Regions from separate parts of the Homo sapiens genome. Here all the other regions are linked to region 2. Evidence: chromatin loops called from intact Hi-C (ENCODE). Cell type or tissue: PC-9. All regions are shown on one strand.

What was found. Peaks named below come from ENCODE experiments on the same cell type or tissue, not always from the same donor. Only the 100,000 strongest peaks of a DNase experiment are listed, where the experiment ranks them.
Region 1: it touches region 2 in a loop (4-fold over the local background); 5 of 110 quality-filtered maps call a loop at or near these places.
Region 3: a loop joins it to region 2, with 2.2 times the contacts of the local background. A loop is called at or near these places in 3 of 110 quality-filtered maps.

The regions. Positions count from the first base shown.
Region 1 is chr1:163,033,937-163,038,936 of GRCh38, reverse strand. No RefSeq gene overlaps it. Among named protein-coding and RNA genes, the nearest start is that of RGS4, 33 kb to the left of the region's middle. RefSeq lists an enhancer at 2,381-3,580. In PC-9, no CTCF peak of the experiment used is centred here; a DNase peak (open chromatin) is centred at 2,966; H3K4me3 peaks cover 688 bases; H3K27ac peaks cover 3,211 bases.
Region 2 is chr1:162,902,985-162,907,984 of GRCh38, reverse strand. No RefSeq gene overlaps it. Among named protein-coding and RNA genes, the nearest start is that of CCDC190, 44 kb to the right of the region's middle. In PC-9, no CTCF peak of the experiment used is centred here; a DNase peak (open chromatin) is centred at 2,114; H3K27ac peaks cover 460 bases.
Region 3 is chr1:162,985,125-162,990,124 of GRCh38, reverse strand. No RefSeq gene overlaps it. Among named protein-coding and RNA genes, the nearest start is that of RGS4, 82 kb to the left of the region's middle. In PC-9, no CTCF peak of the experiment used is centred here; no DNase peak of the experiment used is centred here; H3K27ac peaks cover 401 bases.

The DNA.
Region 1 (5,000 bases), 130 kb before region 2:
CTAGAAAGATGCTTCATAACAGCCTTTTTGCTGCCTGAGTTCAACAGAACTCAGCTCTTTGAGGTGTTTCATGCAAAAGGCATCTATAGTCAAGTATGAGTTGAAGACTCATATTATATCTCCCTAAGAGTTTTACCACATAGAATAGTATTGTGAAAAGTCTGCTTAAAGAAAAGTAAGGAGGACTGTTTAAATTTATTTGGTCAAGTCTTTTATACCCTTTTGGCCTAAAGGTTTTTTTTTAATTTTTTTTGTTGTTGTTGTTTTTAATGTTTTTCTTCCTTACTTTGTATCTTTTAACATACTAGGGAATGTCAGTACTGTGGAAAATACTTTGGGAAATGGACAGGAAAAAAATAAACATCTATTGCTAATGGTTCTATGGCACCTCCCATTCATACATCAAAACCCAATAGTAATGATAGGATCAAATGTGATTTCGTGGAAGTTGACAGGTGATTTGTCTAGGTTCCTTCTGGGTGGTATTTTTAAATCATCTCACTAAGTAATTTATATAAACCTAGACTTATTTCTGTTTGCAAGGACCTTGCAAAATGGTAGTAAAGTATTACTTTCTTTATTTTACAGAAAGGAAAAAGAAGATCTGATAGGGTTAAGTGACTTCTCCAGGGCTCCACAGTGGCAAGTGGCAAAGGCGGGGTTAGGAGACCAGACTTCTGACTTTACGGGGCTATGCCTGTGTTTCATGCTGCTTCCCCCTAGTCTGATATTGTAAAGGAGTCACCAAATCTATGTCTCCAGCTGAGATGAGAAGAAATTGGATTTCCTGAGAATCATGATAGCTGCCTCTTACTAAACCCTGGCTATGCTCAGGCACCATTCCAAGAACTTTAAGTATATGATCTCTAACAATAACAACCTGGCAATGTAAGTATTGTTATTCTCTTCTTACATATGTGACAATGACAATTCAGAGTTGTTAGGTAACTATTCCAATTATAAACTTCAATAAATGTCAATATGTGTGTGTGTGTACACATATATGTATACACATACATATATACACATATATGCACACACATACATATATACATATATGCACACACATACATATATACATATATGCACACACATACATATATACACATATATGTGCACACACATACATATATACACATATATGTGTACACACATACATATATACACATATATGTGTACACACATGCATATATACACACATATATGTGTACACACATGCATATATACACACATATATGTGTACACACATGCATATATACACACATATATGTGTACACACATGCATATATACACACATATATGTGTACACACATGCACATATATACACATATATGTGTACACACATGCCCATATATACACATATATGTGTACACACATGCATATATATACACATATATGTGTACACACATGCATATATATACACATATATGTGTGCACACATGCATATATATACACATATATGTGTGCACACATACATATATTTATATATTCCTGCCTATGTTCATGTAAAATTGTGACAAGATTCCACCAAATTGCCCTTCAAAAAGGATTGCACAAAATCGATTGTGACTTTTCCCCACACCCTGGTAATATTGTTTATTATATACTTTATTTTTTTTCCAATTTGATGGGTAAAAATGACATCCCATCAAGGGTTCTTTAGTTTATATTTCATGAATCATGAGGTTTAGTAACTTTTTAATACATATGCTGGACACTTAGAGTCTTTTCTTTTTAACTAATATATGCTTTCCTTTGGGGTTCTTTTTCTTTGGCTATTTGTTGAAGACAACTTGACTCTATCAAGTATTTGGCAAATATTTTTGTGAATTTAAAACAAACTGAAAACAATCTAGGTTTCTATCAATGGAAAATGAATTTATAATTTATGGTGTATCCATACAATGAGATACTGCTATGGTTGAATGTGTCCCCCAAAGGTCATGTGTTGGAAACTTAATCTCCAAGACAACAGCCTTGAGAGGCAGGATTTTTAAGACATGACTAGGGATGAGGGCTCTGCCCTCATAGGTAGGTTAATGTCACTGTGGTGGAAGTGGGTGAGTTATCACAGGAGTGGATTTCTGATAAAAGAATGAGTTCAGCCTCTTTCCCCTCTTTCTTGTGTGCACTCCCTTACTCCTCTGCCACCCACCACGGGATGACAAAGCAAGAAAACTCTTTCTGGATGTGGGCTCCTTAACCTTTGACTTTCCAGTTTCAAGCACTGTAAGAAATAAATATATGTTCTTTATAAGTTACCCAGTCTGTGATATTCTAGTTCACAACTGTTACAGAAGTTATTGAAAAAGGCAATGGACTGATTTGGAAAGATGCTCAAAATATATTGTTAAGTGAACTAGAAAATGGCAGGATTATATATATAGTAGACTCCCCACTAAAGCACTTATGCATATACTTATATACACTTGTGAATTTATGGACAATAGTAAGATGTGGGTGTGGATGTTTCTAGTAGATAGAAATGGCCTTGAGGGCAAGGTTAACTTTTACTTTTTATTTTTTGCTTTTTACTTTTATTTTTGTATAGTAGCATGTATTACTTTTATAATAAAAATAATTAATAGTAACTTTGTAACATTGGCTTTGAAAAGTAATTTGCTTTTTAGGAGACACAGTAACAGGTGAGTCAGGTTCTGTCTTCTATACCATGCTGCCTCTGGGCAGAAACAAGGCTTTTCTGCAGCACATTGATGTTCCCAAGGCAGGCTTTAATGGCCCCCCTGCTTTCCATCAAACAAAGGGAAACCTCTGTGAGAGGTGGCAGAGAGCCATGGAAGGAAGGGCAGGAGGCTGAGAAAGTATCTGAGGATGAAGCATCACCAACCATGAGGCTGCACATTGCTTTCTCTTACTAATGATGATAATATCAGCTCTCATTGTCTGACAAAACTGAGGCTTTTCAGAAGCTGCATTTCCCACACTGAGGTCAAGATACTTCTATTGCCAAGGAAGGGTAAATGGATAGGAGGAGGCAAATTCTCCAGGGATGAGGATAGTGCCGGAAGTGGAGGTAAGTGAATTATGGGCTGATGATTCAGCAGCAAATCACCCATGGAAATGTCCCACCCACCTCCGGAGGCTGATTATTTTTCAAGGAACTTTGAGGGTCAAGACAACCACCTATGTTCCCAGGAGGTGGTAGAAAAATGTGCGTCTCAAACTTTTTACTTCCTAAGAATTCCTAACATTAGATGTGCCTCCCTACAAATTGAACTTGGTGTCTCATGTTTTCTTTAAATCCACATGATTTTTAAATCCTATTCTATGACTCATCTGTGTTGGTTATAGTAGAAAAATAATTTGTGTTCCCTGTATTTTCAATGATATCTGTTGAGTAGGAAAATAAGCTGTGTGTATTCCCTAAGGCATATTCAATTATTATTGGGTAGAAAGGAGGTTTTGAATTAGGCATACCTGGCTTTGATCTGCTTGTCACATATTTTTGCTCATGTTATTTAATACCTGAACTGCAACTTTCCTAACATCTATAAAGGAAAATAGTAATTTCATCTCTCTAGAATCTTATGAGAGCTAAATAGAAAAAAATATATCTCAGTACCTTTCACATAATGGGTATTAATTTAAGTGTTAAATTTTTCACTTTAAAATTGTTTTAAAATCTGAAAAAAACACCAATATTTATGAGTTCTACATTACTTAGAATTAGTTCCAGCAGTGTACTTAATAAAATAACAGTGGCTTAAACAGGATGGATTTTAATTTTTCTCTCATGTAAGAGAAATTTGAAGGATTATAGTCCAGAGCTGGTTTCAAAAGAAGAGACTCAAAATTCCTTCTGTATTTCTGATCCGCCATTTTTAGCACATTGCTTTCATGCTCAAGAGTGCCTAATGGTCCATGATGGTAGCTTCAGCTACAGCCGTCATATGCAAATTCCAGGCAGAATAAAGAAAGGTAGAAGGAAAGGGCAACACCCAATTACCCTGATTTGATCATTACCCATTATATGCTCACATCAAAACATCACATGTACCCCACAAATATGCACAACTAGTATATATCTATAATAATTAAAAATAAAAAACTTTAAACAAAGACTGAGAAATATTTTAATTAGGTACAATGCTTCCCCAAATATAGATGATATTCTGTTAGTAAGGATGAAGGAGAGAACTGATATTAAGCAAGCAATCAGTAGTCTCTGCCACAACTAGCTATTATGACACGCTAATAGCTAACGTTTATTGAGTGGTTACTATTAACATAAGCATTTGGGGCTCATGATGTAGGTACTCTCTTCTTCCTTTTAGAGATGATATAACAGAGGCTTAAAGAGGGTAAGTTAATAAGCAGCAAAGCTAGGATTTGCACCAAGGCAGGGTGTCAGGAGAGCCAACTTTCTTAAGTGAGCTGCTGTCCAGTGCTATGGCTGGGGATTCTCACATATAGTTTTAATAGATTTTCCAAATACCAATAGGAAAGTTGAAATTCTAAAGCATAAAATGGTCAGTTATTTGATGGAATTGCTGATGCCAATCAGTCGTGTGTTTGAAGATACTGGTTTTGCTAAAGTGATTGGATCTCTGGCTGGCACTTCATTCTATAACTATGACTAAAGCATAGTCAAATATAGTCTCCAGTCTTGGTATTTTGATCTTAAGGAAGAAACTTTCTCTGGCTTGAAGGCAAGTTATGTATATTCATTCAGTCTTGCATTCATTCTTTCATTGTACCATAAAGAATTTTTGAATTGATTCTATCTAAGAACCTAGGAATACAAAGATTATAAGGCAGCATCCCTATCCTTAAAGCTCATAGATAGAGCAGTTGCCTTTAAGTAATTCAATCACAACCCAAAGGAAGAAGGTGAATATAGTTAATAATTAATAATGTGTTGAATATTTTGAAACAGCTGAAAGGGAGAATTTTAAATGTTCTCACCACAAAAAATGATAAATATTTGAGATGATGCATATGCTAATTACCCTGATTTGATTATTCCACAATGTACACAT
Region 2 (5,000 bases):
GGGGTAGGGCAGTGCCAGCGCTTGTGCAGTATTTCCTTACAGGTACCACACACAGGCCAAAAGGATCTCTGTTCTTGCTGCACCTCTAGCATTGTTTCTCTTCTGATGTGAGATTCATATTGAAAATGCTAGTTTTGCCTGAAGATTGTGTTACGAGGTACTCACATCAGAGCCTTGTGTTGATTGTCTGGGACAGCACATCCTCCTGGTCTATTTTGTTCACTGATATGTCCTAAGTGCCTGGAACAGTGTTGGAGACATGGTAGGTACTCTATTAATATTTGTTGGATGGCATATCATCTAGGGATCTCATTTGTCAGCCTTTTAGTCTATTAAATAAAGAAGGTATCTGATAGTACAAAATAAAATATTTAATGAAAGCTATTATTTATTGGGTGCTTTTTTGGTGCCAGGCATGTAAATACATTTCAACTCTACAAGAGATTTTTTGGGTCCACCTTTTACAGAGGAGGAAAATGGGTTCAGAAGGATTCAGTAACTTGTTCCAAGCCACATAATTAATAAGAGACCTTTCTAAAATTAATTCCTTTTCCATTAGGCCTCATTGACTCCTACCTTCAGAAGGGTACCCACTTTTAAGGCCAGTGATAGAAAAAAACCCTTTGCTCCTATGAGACGTCTCAAGGGCTTGATCCAAAGTGGTTTTGGAATTTGAATATCTAACACCTAGTCTGGTCTACCTGGCGTGCATCCACACCTCATTCATCTCAGGAATATTGTTCTGTGCTGTTCAGTGCTATAGTCTCTAACCACGTATGTGGCTAATGAGCAACTGAAATGTGGCTAGTCCTAACTGAGATGTGGAGTAAGTGTAGATTACATACCAGATTTCAAAAACTTAGTATGAAAAGAATAATATAAAATATCTCAATAATTTTCATATTGATGAATGTTGAAATTACAGTATATTATTAAAATTAATTTTCATTGTTTCTTCTTTTTTGTCTTGTGGCTACTAGAAATTTTAAAATTAGATGTATGGCTTGCTTGATATTCCTGTTGGATAGTGCTACTACAGCTTTTTAGTCCAATTCAATGTTCATTGTCTAGGCACCAAGCTACAAATAGAGGGGACACACACAAAATGCACAAGCCACAATTCTTGCTCCTCAATGAGCTTACAGCCATAAGGAAAAAAATGGATACACACACTAACAATTGTAGTACCAGGGAGCATGTGCAATCTATTACAGCATATAGATAGGTAATGTTACAAGAGCCCTCCCTAACCTCAGAGGTCAGTATTCTCCCGTCAAAGTGCTCTCTAATCAACCCATCAACACATGAAACAGTATTGTTGTGACTAAGGGTGTGTGATTTAGAACCACAAAGACCCAGATCCTGATCCCACTATTTACTAGCTCTGTGGCTTTGGCTGAGTAGTTCTCTGATGAGATTTTAGAATGCAGATAAAAATATCTGTTTCACCTGCCTCAGAAGGTTGCTACAAAAGTGGGTTGATAGAGACGTACCTTAATCTCATAAAGATTAAGTGAATTAACAAGAGTCTCTTATTAAGTTTGGGCTGCTATGACAAAATACCATAAACTGGGTGGCTTATAAACAACAGAAACTTATTTCTCACTGTTTTGGAGGCTGGGAAGTCATTTCCTCATAGATAGCACCTTCTACTTGTGTCCTTTTATGGTGGAAAGGATGAGGCAGCTCTCTGGGGCCTCTTCTAAAATGGCGTTTATCCTGTGGATGATGGCTCCCCTGCCCCCACACGACCTAATCATCTCCCAAAGGCCCCATCTCATAATATTATCACATCGGCAGTTAGGCTTTAACATATGAACTTTGAGGGGAGCACAAACATTCAGATCATAGAAATGGGCAAAGCACTTAGCACAGGGCCTGGCACACAGTAACTGGTACTCAGTTAAGTATTCCAATATTGATTTCTAAGTGGGGCTTACCATCATCCCTAATTACCTCACTCATTTACTTGTTACATGTTTTTTGTTTATCTCCCCCACTAGAAGGTCAGTTTCATAAAGATAAAAACTTTACTTAACACCCCTACATGTTCCACACCTAATCAAGAGCTTGACACACAGTGACACACAGGCTTTCAACAAATATTGCTTGAATGAGTCATTGGCCTTAAAAGCTATAAGCTCACAGCATGGAGAGTCTCATGAGGACAGAAAGCAGCAAGTTAAATACCAGGCTAAATCTGGGATTTTTTTTTCATCATATTTTCTTAGTAGCAAATTATTCATTTACCCCTAAACAGAGAACTGTTTGTGGGGGATAAATACCTTGAAAAATTGATAGAGTTGAGCATGAGACCTCCAAGATGCATTCCTAAACAGTGCTATGGGCTAGCTGGGCTGGATTCTGCTTTGCTCTGTGTGTCTGCAAGCAGATGTTTGCTTATAAGCAGAATAGATTAGAGGCCATAGAGGAAGAAAAAATTAGAATGAGACAGCTGCCATCCAGAAATAAATTTGGAACCAAAATTAATGTCTGAGAGGAATGTTTAAGAAACCTTGTCTTGTGGTGCACAATGCAAATGCTCTTTACAGCATCCCCAGCATCCCCACTAAGCCCATCGTTAAAGACCATTCCTTGTTAATGCACTGTGGGGCTGGAGCTGTGTGAAAGAAAGTGATGCAATGTTGGGTCTGGCCTCAGAATGAAAATACAATATGCCATGGCCTCACTAGGCAATGGACCTGCAGCTGAAAGTGGAATTATCCTCTGAGTGAGAGGACAGGGAAAAGGTATCCCAGAAATAAGAGAAAAGGGAATGAAGCAGAGGCACTAATGTCTATCATGTGAGATGGAGGGCATGTGGGTGTCCTGCTAGAGTGAGGAAGGAAGCAGTATCCCTTATTGGGAGCAGAACAATGACCCCCTAGGGATCTATCCAGAACAGAGAGAGACACTCTCACCTCTGAGCAGCAGAGCCTAGCTTAAGTTGCTCAAAAAGCACAGGGCGACAAAGTAGTGGTACCTAGCTCAGGCTGGATGAAAGATTGCTCATCTCCAGACGGTGCAGCCTGACAGCTCTAGTGCTTATCACCAAGGCACTAGGCTATGGCTTGGCTAGAACCATGTGAGTTGAGAGTGAGGCTGTTGTACCAACTAAAGATAGATACAAAGACTGTGCCCTTCCCTAGGCCTGTGGGAAGTTAAATGAGCTGAGGAAGCCGGTTTAACAATGACATTGTTAGGCACCAAGCCAGAGATCACAGGGCTCATTACCCATCCAGCCACCATTAACTGGATGAAGCTTCTTGGCAATGCAGGTTAAAATTTGGCCCAAATGTGATAAGCCTAAGTATCCCGCTGGAGTAAGCCCTTTCTTCTGGGCTGAAGCTCGCCACAAGTTACAACCTCAGACCAGAGCTGGAACATGTGGTTTCAGTACCTGCTTGCTGAGATGATGAATCCAAGCAGAAAAAAGGAGTGACAAACTCCTTGTTATTAGCAGCCAGAAAGAAATACCTAGAGTTTCCCAAACATACCAGGCTGTGTCTGCCGTGCATTTGAACTTGCACAGAACGAACTTTGGATTTGACCACCTGCTTGTCCCCTACTCATCTCCTCTGTAGCAACAACCCTGGACTCCAGGGAGGCCTAAATTCTCTGACCTTTTGGCCCTCATGGTGTTCCGTGAATTCTCTCCATTATAGCCCCGATACACTGTTTGGCTCTTTATTTGTAAGTTTGCCTCTCCAAGACAGTGAGCTTCTTGAGGATAGGAATATGTCTTGCTGTATTAATAGCTCCTGGCCTAAGGCCTGACCCATATTTGTTAGACTGAGTGAAACTAAATTGAGAATTGATGTAGCTTCGCTTGGAGTATTCTGAGATGCCCAATTCCTTTTTCTTATCCTTCCTTTCCCCCATTTCAGTTTCCATATTTTACTTTACACAGATTTCTTATATTTTGCAAACCCCCAAAGTGCAAGAAATTCTTTAAACTGAAAAGTCCAAAGATGTAAGGTTTTCAAGGGGCAGTAGAGAGACTCAGACATAATTGAGATTCAGAAACCTGGGTTCCAGTTCTAGTTCTGCCCTCACGGGCTGTGACACTGACCCAGTTCCTTCACTTTCTTCTGAAAAATCAAGTGGGGTTATTGAAACCTAGAATGTCTGAATTTGGTAGACAATAAAAAGCCATTTTAGGTTAATGAGTCAAAGAATAACTTCTAAGAGGGAGGTTAAGAGAATATCAAGCAAAATACTCTTTATAAATTAAATATTTGTAAATACAGAAAAGTCCACCAATACAGCAAACACATCAGAGAGTGATTGTTTCAGGGAAGGGCAAGGGAAAAGGGGAATTCGTGTAAAAGAAAATAAGTAAACAAAGCAAGTGCGGAACCTTGCTTAGATTAATGATGAGCGTTTTCCTTAAATTAAGGTATGCCCAACCCTCTGCATGTGAGGTCCCAAAAAAGGAGAGGGATGTAATCTACAAAATTCAGTTGGTCTAAATGGATTAAAGAGAGGGAGGAGCAGGGAGTTGCGATGTGTGGGCAAGAGCAGGGAGCAGGAGGGATTAGAGAGATGGGAGGGGCCCATATACACCCAGCAAGGCTGCGGAATGAGGAGCTTGAAGCATGTTTGTCTTGCCTAGGCCCATGGGCTCTACACTTTCAGGCCAGATCCCTTTTCACTAGGCCCTGCTAAAAAGGTAGAGAGACTTAACTAAAAAGCTTTCTCTGACTTTATGAAATGAGACATTATGTAAAGCATGAACTTAATTTAGATAATGGGGTTGACCAGAACAAACAGCAATAAAGCCGAAATGATTAAAAACACGTCAATCACATTTATCCCTTATGGCATATGATGTGTACACAGCCTCTCAATCAGCTGTGTGACTCCAGGCACTAGACCCACTAGCCTGGCCTCTTGGTGTTGAAAAAGTCAAAAGGTAAAAGCCTGAGCAGACCTTGAGTTTCTGGAGGCACAAAGAGGCACTTCTGTCACCACCACCACCATCTGCTGAAAATCTGCTC
Region 3 (5,000 bases), 82 kb before region 2:
ACTGGAGTGGGGAGGATGTGGCTGGAGCAGGGAGGATTTCTGTGGAGAAGCCTATGCTCAAATATGGATCTGCCCCTATAATGTGTTCCCTAGGCATGAAATGAGGTTAAATTCCAAAGCCTTCAGTATAGAGTACAATTTTAATGCATATACTTTAGTTGGAATGAAGAATTTGTGCAGGGAAGGGCCTGAGAGCAGATTTTAGATGGAGCAGGGCAAAGAAGAGAATATAGGTTGGGGAGAAGGAATCACTGTTTAGGGGAATAGCTCAACAAGAGACTGTGGTTGACAGAGGAAAATGCCATAACCTGTCCTAGGGGTAAGAAGGCACCTGTGCTTTCTTCTAAAGTCCTCCAATTCCTGATCTGAAAACTGGCAATGATGACCGGCTCTTGCCTCTTTGATCTAGAGATACACATTTTCTTCACACAGCGAGGGAGACATCCACTGCACAGCTACTGCCATTTTCTTCCTGGGACCCATTTCAACTCTCAAGTTCTATAACTTCACAATTCTTCAAGAGAAAAAAATAGGAGGAATAAATATTAAGTATGTGCTAATTCTTTCTGATGAGCTGAATTTGGGGTGGTGATGAGGGTTTGTAGGGGGTTGCATGGGAATGATCATTTACACTCGTAGGATATTAGAAGTGTTAAGGATTTTATTTCTGTTTTAATCCTACAGGCTTTACATTGTATATAGATCGCTGCAGAAAAAGTATGTGACTTATCCAAGATCACTAAGTAGTGGCTGTGTTTATTCTAGTTAGAAAACCTCCTGAACTCACTACCTTATGAGATTTCCATTAGAACTTTAATTGCAATTGGCTTAGAGCATTCTAAAGCTGAGTGATGAAATGGGGAGAGATAAGCTGGAATTCTAAACTACTTGGAAACCACATGATCCTTAAACAACCTTGACCCAATGCCCCGGGGATGGGAAAGGATACTGAGATCAATCGTTTTATCTCCTTTCATAGGACGCATGTGAGGGGCAGCAGTGTCCCTGATCTAAAATCCACCAGGTGCCTCAGAGGGTTCTGCAGGTCTTTTCCCAAGATAGAGCATCCCCTGGAGGTGGGAAACTTGTAATGACACCTTCCTTTACCTCACTCCCCATTAGTGTCACCTGGGGAATCCAGTCTAGGGGTGGAGGAACAGGGTCTGACAAAGGGATTTCAAAGTCTTGCTTTGAAAACAGCTTTAGAATGCTCTAAGCCAATTGCAATTAAAGTTCTAATGGAAATCTCATAGGGTAGTGAGTTCAGGAGGTTTTCTAACTAGAATAAACACAGCCACTAATTAGTGATCTTGGATAAGTGACATACACACACAGGTATAACTGGTGGCTATTTTGTCATGATGCACTTCTCTACCTGACTCTCCAAAGCCTACTGTCATAGCTGTGTGCTCTGCTGAGTCCACTACCCTGTGCTGCCTACTAGCAAACAGCAACCTGGCTTTTCAGATAGCATAGTTCAGAGTACCCACACATCTTGCCACCATGCATGGGTGCCCCACCTTGCTTGAACTTCTCCTAGGGTCCCTTTAAGGCATTCAGAAACAGGAACATAGTTGTCCAGAGCTAATCATGAAGATGGCTGTATGGCTGTAACTGAGAGCTGTGGCGGGGGACGATGAGTGGGCTCTGTGCTCAGAAGCCTCTGTAGCAGATCTGTTGTTCAAGGCCAGAAAGGGCCAGGGAGATAGGCCAGGCAGGTAAGACATTTTTGCCCTCCTTTTCCTTCTTCACCCTCATTAGTCAAAGAAGTTCTCCAAAATAGCAAACTTTTCTTAAACCAGGACTCCACATATGGGCCAGGGAACTGAGATATATCCAAAATATCAAGGGTTACCAGGTGCTTAATTTGCAATATGAGGAGGAGCTCCTTGGAATCTCATTTTCATGGGATGAGAATGGTGCTGGTATAGGTAAAAATTCATGAGAGGGAGAGGAGCTGGAGAAGCCCTTCTCACGGCAAAGCTACTGAAGAGATCTCTTTGCCTGAGACAAGGCCATAAGCACCTGGATCACTCCCAGGGCTGCAAGCTTATTCACCTCTGACTCACAGGATGACTGTGATTAAATTTCATTATCCATTCAGTCTCCAGGTCTAGAGGTTTTTGGTTTTAGGTAGACTATAAGCTTCAGCTCCTCTAAAGGGTTTTTGACTAATGTGCACTGTTATTGAATCACAGTAGATTTTCACACATTCATAATTATTCCTCTGAAGCAGCACATATTCACTGTTATCTCTGGATAAGAGGAGCAGAGAGAACAACAATGTCATTTCACTCCTTTCTTCTAAGAGATGGATGCAATTTGTGACCTAGTTTTTTGAGTACCCTGAATTCCCTTGGGGCTGAAGAAAAGAACACAGCTTTGAAAGGCTGAAGTGAGGATCAAATGAGAAAATAAAATATGTTGCCATAGACCCCCCAGGACTCCCTCACACTAATGAGGGGTGCTGCAGGGAAGTCGGGGGGTGGTTATTCACTGTGCTATGCCTAGTGATACACATAAAAACAGAAAAAAAATGTGCATATAGGAGATAATGATGAATCCTGTTATTATACTGCCTAAATTTGTAATGGAATAGATCATTTTGATTTTCAATCTGCCTGAATTCCTTATTAAGAGATGCCTAACTTATATGTCAGTTTTAAATTATGGATGCCAAGTACAGGGTAATAGTAAAATTGGGTTTCCAGAGGATGCACAAACCCATTTAAGATTTTGGGGAAAAAAAGGTTAAATAGCTACTCCTATGTTTAGGCTGAGCCAGGAATAAAACAGACAGGAAAACTGGTGTTCTATGAGTGATCAAAGAAGCCCACATGATGGGGTCTATACCCATACTCACACCATTCAACATCTCCAATCTACATTTGAGTAACTGATTTTCCAAACATCTAAATGCTACAGGGCAGTTCAGTATGGGGTCTATAGGCTTTCAGTAACCCCCTCTTCCCCATACATTCCCTCCCAAGCTAAGCTGCTTCTGTCAGTAGACATGGAAATTTTGCTGTGTAATTGGAAATGTAGAAGGAAATTCTTGTTAGAGAAAGAGGGGCGAGGTAAAGATGGAGAAAGACAGAGGAGATGGTACAGAATCTTTTTCTACATTTCTTCATCCATGAGAATGCATACCTTGACCTCACCATCCCAAATGCTAATATTTGCTGTTTTACAGTTAAGAGATATTACTAGCAGAAAGGAGATACTCTAGCAAGACCTATTCTTATGTTTCCATTTTGCAGGAGGCCGAGAAGAAGGAAGTGATTCCAGAAAGGTATCACCATTCCTCAGTTACGAAACCCAAGTGAGACCACAATATCCTGACTTCCAGTCTAGAGCTATCTGTAATGCAATAAATCTCTTCACAGGAGCATATACACTGGGAACGGGAACTCTCACAGGTAAGAAAATCCTTCAAGCTCCAAATAAATGAAATAGAAAATTTGCATGCTCAATAAGTGACAGGATAATGAAGAAACAGTTGTATTCTGTCTATACTAACACAACTTAGCAGCTTTCCAAAGTGATGGTGAAATGGCGGCAAGGTTCTGGAATAAAAAATGTATATTTTTATAAGACTAAAATATGTCTGGCCGGAACTAAAAAGCAGCATTGCAACTCCCATAAAGAGGGAATTTCATACAAGGTGAGTAGGGTGAAAGTGGGGGTGAAATGACAGATTGTGCGGCCAACTACTTATTTCTACTTGAGGATGGCCTTAACTACTCCCTCTCCAAAACTAAACCTGTTCAGTGTATCAGTAAAGCTAAATTGATCTGAGTTGCTATGGGAACACAGAAAGGAGTTCCTGGAAATGTAATAATAATTGCTGTCATCTAAAAGGGCAGTAGCTTTCTACTTCAATATCCTCCCATATGTCTGCATTAAGCTGACATTAGCAAATGGGTGTCAAAAGTCATTTGCATGCTAATTGCTAGGAGGATAACTTGCAGTGTTGGGTGCTGCTCTACTGAGCTGATTTGCTAAAGGAAAAGTTTTTCATTGTTTTTCCAGATTCAAATTCTTTTTGCATGGTATGGTTTGGCTGCCTGGGAAAGAATCCAAATGTTACCTCTCTCACAAGACACACATCTCAGGGCCCACGTAGGTCAGGGTAAGAGCTACACATTTGCATGTGGTCAGTGTATAGAGCTTGGTTTCTTAAGCTTGACAAACATCTGACAAACATTGGAAACTTCATAAGCATCTTTACTTGGTGAATTATTTGTGTTTTAGAGGAGGTAGTAGGGAAATGGAGTGTTCATGATTTCGAGAGTCAAAGAATGGAATCAGAATCACGAACCTGAAAGATGGCCTAAGGGAATCTGCTGGTTGGTCCCTTGCTACTCAAAGTATGATCCACTCATCAGCAGCACTGGCATAATCTAGAAGCTTGCCAGTGATGCAGAATTTCAGACCCTGCCCTAGACCTAATATATCAGAATCTACACTTTAACAAGATCCCTAGGTGATTTGTTTGCACATTGAAGTTTGAGAAGCATTAGTGTGGTCTAATGCTTTTACAAATAAGATGACTGAAGCCTGGAGAAGAGAAGTGACTTGCTAATGTCTTGTTGAAGATTAATAATAGCACCAGAACAAAACTCCAGTGTCTCTGAGAGTAAGACTTCTGCCATTACTCCACGTAGGCTCTCAGTAGCTGTGGTTGGGGCACGATGTTAGAAGTGGCATCCAAGACTTTCTGACTTTGTCCCTAGTTTTATGCCATCCCAAGCACTGTCCCTTTTCCAATTTCAAATTTGCACGTATTGCTGGCCCTGGTAATGTGCTCAGATTGGCCAATTTGAGTGCCAGTTTTGGGAGTGCTCCATTGTCCTGCAAAAGTAGCTGATGATAGTTGCATTCCAAATGAAAGAATAGATCTCTAGTCTTTACCTTTCCTGTATCCTCTTTCAAGGCCTCCAACAGGGGCAATCAATATGTCTTTGTGAATTACTCCAAAGAGGAATGTTTCTCCCATT